Regions from separate parts of the Homo sapiens genome. Here region 2 is linked to region 1. A link is a loop called in an ENCODE intact Hi-C map of the cell type or tissue named here. Cell type or tissue: heart right ventricle. All regions are shown on one strand.

Region 1 (2,500 bases):
TATTTATGCTACTTCAAGGGGAAAATGGGTGTGGAGGAGAGAGAAAGAACACAAAACTCAGTAAAAGCTTGCTAATCGGTTCTTGCATGGCTTCATTTTTGTATAATTCTTTTTAAGAGAGAGAGACAGGGTCTCACTCTGTTGCCCAGGCTGGAGTACAGTGGTGAGATTGTGGCTCACTGCGGCCTCGAACTCCTGGGTTCAAGCAATCTTCCCACCTTAGCCAACCGAGTAGATAAGACTACAAGCGTATGCCACCATGCCTGGCTAATTATTTAATTGTTTGTAGAGATGGGGTCTTGCAGTGTTGTCCAGGCTGGTCTCAAGTTCCTGGCATCCCACAGTGCTAGGATGAATGGGCCACTGTGCCTGGCCATTTTGTTATAATTCTTAATCCTATCACAGGTATTGGATTTTGGAAGAGAGAGAGAGAGAGCGCCGTATAACCCATTGCTGTCATCTGCATGTTACATTCAGTTACAGTGTATTTCTGGAATTTGAAAAAAAAATTATCTTGAAGGGAAATGGGAAGAAGGATATGATTATCAAGTAACTGTTTGCAAGATAGCTTCTGTCATACGATGCGTTGGTACTAGGAAGAATTCGTTGTGGGGGGCTAGGGATAATACATGAGCCTTTTCCCTTGGGCAAGGAAAATGTTTAATGTACAGAATTACAAAGTACTAATATTTTATAAGCTATTCTTTCTTAATTAGTTCTTCCTTAATTTCCATTGTGTTCAATGTTAATATTTCTTAACTATCTCACATAGGAATTTTAGTATTTTCTTAATGTTTAAAATACATTTAAAATAAGCTAATACCAAGAACCAAATGGGATGTGATTTTGCAAAATCTCAATTCTAATTCTCTTTAAAAGCGACAAAGCTAGCCACCTTTGAAATGGATGCTAAAGAAACTTTGAAATGTATCCAGAAGCAATAATAATTATCAGCATTTAATATACTTACATATTCACCTTCCCTTTTAAGAACTGATATGCTACTTTAAAATCCTTACTATATCTATATAATATTTTGTTATTTATGTATATTACTTTTTTTTGAGACAGTCTTGCTCTGTTACTCAGGTTGGAGTGCAGTGGCGTCATTTTGGCTCACTGCAACCTCTGCCTCCCAGGCTCAAGCAATTCTCATGTCTCAGCCTCCAGAGTAACTAGGACTACAGGTGTGTAATTTTGCATTTTTAGTAGAGATGGGGTTTCACCGCATTGGCCAGGCTGGTCTCGAAGTTGATCCGCCTGCCTCTGCCTCCCAAAGTGTTGGGAATACAGGCGTGAGCTACCGCGCATGGCTTTCTGTATTACTTTAATATATGGAAACACGATAGTAAATAAGAGTAGGATTAATCTTAAAACTGCCCCCTGCTGGAAGCAGCTTGCAGTCCACTGAAAAGCCAGACTGAGTAGAAGGTCTGACATAATATATTTTTTTAAATGAATTGACAAAAAATACATAGTTTTTAGGATAAATGATGTTTCCTCAATAATGAAGGATATTTGAACACTGGAAGAATAAATATTGGTGCACAAATTATTTTATATTTTATCTAGTTGGAGAAATGTTGCAAAGTGGCAGGTAAATGTTCAAATTGAGAGAAGTTAATAAATGAGGGAGTGTATAATTTGCACTTCAGGATCAACAGATCATTGAAAGATCTTTACATAGGCGAAGCAAGAACAAAGCTAATTTATAGGTTCCTTTTATTGTGTTACCATTGCCAAGCCTAAGGAATATTTCTAAAGGTATTGAGAAGTTTCTTGGATCCATTTTATTGCATTTCATTTATTAAACTATTGCCTAAATATGTTTTCTGTAAAGAAAATTTAATGTTGCTTTTCTTCTAGTGATTGAAATTAGGCTTTTCATTATCCCAATTCATTAATAAATGGGAAAATAATTTTTTTCTCAGCCTCATGAACGACTCAAATATTGCTCTCTTTCTTTTTCTCTAGTCCATCTCAAAATACTCAGGAGATATACACGTACTGCAAATTATATAAAATAATTTGTGCTCAGATATTCTTCCAATGCTTTTCACCCCAAAATGCATTTTTTGTGGAATTACATAGTCCCAGTATGAATTTTGAGAAAAAGGTTTGATTGTTTTGCCTTTGTGAAAGAGAAACTGTGGCTATAGGGAGTTAGGCATCTTTAAAGAAGTTGCCAAACGTACATTAGCATCTTTCATGGGAATTTCATTCAGGGGAGGAAAATAGAGAAAGAGAAAAAATAGTTGGAAAAAAAGAAAAAAAAAAAAAGAAAAAAAGAAAAAGGAAATGAACACAGAAAATCTGAGACAAACAGATAAAATAAGATGGTAGACATCCCAAAATATCAGTAATCAACAATGGACTAGTTCCTCTAGTGAAAAGACAGTGAGTGTCAAACTGTGTTTATTTACATACAGGCACACACATGCATTATACACACATGTATTCTTTTTATGAGGCATATCTAAAACATAAGGATACAGAAAGG
Region 2 (2,500 bases), 89 kb before region 1:
TTTTTACAAAATAAAAGCAGATTGCCTTTTTTGTCCACCAAAGCCATGGCTCTAAGGGGGAAGAAAAAACCTCGCTCATGTTTATGAGAAGTTGGGCTAATAATAAACATGTCCCAAAATGCTTTCCACAAAGTGCTGATTCTGTTGAGCTTTTTAGTTGCAAGTAACAGAAGCAAGTTCTTAAGCAAAATTGGGCTGTTCCTGGCTTCAGGAAGGTCTGGAACCAGGAGGTCTGGAACCAGGATGGCCCCAGGGTCCTGAGGAGCGACAACTAATGATTTGCTCAGGCCTCACCTTGGGCTGAAGGGAGTCAACCTTTCTTCAGCCTTTGTGTTTCTCAGTCCAAGATCTGGATCCCAGAGAAAGAGATTCTGGGCTGCCTGGCTTGGGTCACACTTGGGCCGTGATGTCTAGGGAGGATGGAGCACTGGGAATGACAGTTCCAATAAGACCGTGTCCAATGGGGAGGGGGCGGAGGAGAGTCCTCCCCAGCAAAATCAGGGTGTCGTTTATCAGAAGAAAAGGAAAGGATTAAAATGTTAGTCAAGTGAGAGTCATAGATGTTTACTCCAGATGCTGATGGCTGGATTCCAGGTTAAGAGTTCTAGAGCCAAATGAGTTTGAGAACCTGAGTTAGACAAGGAGAAACTCCCCTGAGAGCCTCTAACATGCTCTGGGGGCCTCCCAGCAGTGGGTAGAGGATGCATTGCCTTTAACTACATGGTGCTTTTCTTGCCTTGGCACCCCATTAGCATCTCTGGGAACTCAGCTGGGGAAACCCTGGCTGGGCAGGTCTCCAGCGAGCCTTTTAGCTCTGAGATCCTGTCATCCCACAGGAAGGACGTGTTCTGCCTGCAGGTGGCTTTATTCTGTCTTGCTGCTCATCGGGTGAGTCAGAATCAGTTCCCAGCTCTGACCTTTTCCAGGTGGGGGACACATCTCAGGTGTGGTGAGGTTGTGGCAGAGCTGGGACTAGACTGGGGTCCCCTGGCTCCACATCTTTCCCTTCTGTGGCAGCGCTGAGCCTTGTTGGGAGAGAAGTTAAGGACAGCTATCCATAGTGATTTCAGTTGGTGGGCCTCCCTCTCGGTCCTCCTGCCCTCTCCCGTCCCTGGCCAACTGCCCCTTCTCAGGGAAGACCTGCCCTCAGCTCTCTAAGCCCCGCGATCTAGGAGAGGGCAGGGGGGAGGGTTGACTTCACTGTTACTGCTGACTGTGTCCTGAGGGGGAAGCCTCGGCCAGCTCTGGCCACTGCGGGGCAGCTTGCTAATTATCTGTCTTTCCAGATGGACTGAACATATGACAGTGAGGACTGTTTGTCTTGTTAACTGCCGATTCCCTAGGGCCTGTCCCCCGCCTTAAAGAATGGGCAGGATTTCACCAGGGAGGGGAACCAGGCGGGGTTGGGAAGAGAACATGCTGGGAAGGAGGTTGCAGCATTGGCCAGCATAGAGCATTCCTTGGTGTTCAGTGGTGGAATATGGATGGAGGGTGTGTTGGGGACTTGCTATAGTGTGGTTTAAATGCTAGTACACTTTGACCCAGCAATTCCACTTACAAGAATTTGTCCCAAGGGACTAATCCATACAAACGCACAAAAATGTGTGCACTAGGCTATTCAATCACAGCATTGTTTTTTTAAAAGGAAACATAATAGACACGGGGGACTCCAAAACGGGGAGGGGTGGGGGTGAGAGTTGAAAAATTACCGATTGGGTACTGTGTTCACTTATTTGGGTGATGGGTTCACTAGAAACCCAAACCTCAGCATTACACAATTTACCCATGTAACACACCTGCCCATTTACCCCGACTCTAAAATAAAGTTAAATGAAAAATTAATAATAAAGGAAACAGCCTAAATATCCAGTAATAGCAAAGCAATGATATAAAATATGGCACATCCAAAAATAATGAGTTATTTGACATTTAATAAAAATGACAAATTAGGTATGCCTGACAGGGAAATGTGCTCACAATATGTTAAGTAAAAAAACAGATTATAAAACAGATGGTAATCTTATTTTTATAAAGTAAATTAACATTTCCATTGATATGTAAATTTATGGACAGAAAAATGTTTGCAGGAATAAGAACCAAAATGTTTATAGTCATTATCTCTGGGTTATAGAATTAAAAGTGACTTTTCTATTATGGTGGTGTTGTTATTGTTATTTTTTTCATTTTTTTCTCATGCTACCTTGTCTAAGATATTATTATTTTTATCTATATATATTTCCTATTTAGTCTACAATGAATATATGTTTGGTAATCATTTTAGAAAGTACAAAATTCCGTGCCAGGTAGTCTGAACCTAACTCATAGGTGATGTAAATTAACTTTTTATAAATTGAGTAATTGACAATGCCCTAAGCAAGTGAGCCAGTTAAAAGAGTTTCATTGAAACCCTCTGGGAAATTGAAGACACTATTGACAAGATAGCAAAAAGTATTCTCTGGCCTATATTTCTCTTGTAAATTCTGATTTTGGAATGTTGCTT

Evidence for each region. Peaks named below come from ENCODE experiments on the same cell type or tissue, not always from the same donor. Only the 100,000 strongest peaks of a DNase experiment are listed, where the experiment ranks them.
Region 2: a loop joins it to region 1, with 2.1 times the contacts of the local background. A loop is called at or near these places in 4 of 110 quality-filtered maps.

Annotation. Positions count from the first base shown.
Region 1 is chr1:24,525,988-24,528,487 of GRCh38, forward strand. The region is part of intron 2 of RCAN3 (RCAN family member 3); the gene reads left to right. Among named protein-coding and RNA genes, the nearest start is that of RCAN3, 24 kb to the left of the region's middle. In heart right ventricle, a CTCF peak has its summit at 1,386 (motif pointing left); no DNase peak of the experiment used is centred here.
Region 2 is chr1:24,437,368-24,439,867 of GRCh38, forward strand. All of the region lies in intron 2 of NIPAL3 (NIPA like domain containing 3), which reads left to right. Among named protein-coding and RNA genes, the nearest start is that of NIPAL3, 23 kb to the left of the region's middle. In heart right ventricle, a CTCF peak has its summit at 1,438; DNase peaks (open chromatin) are centred at 344, 834 and 1,324; H3K4me3 peaks cover 1,321 bases; H3K27ac peaks cover 1,538 bases.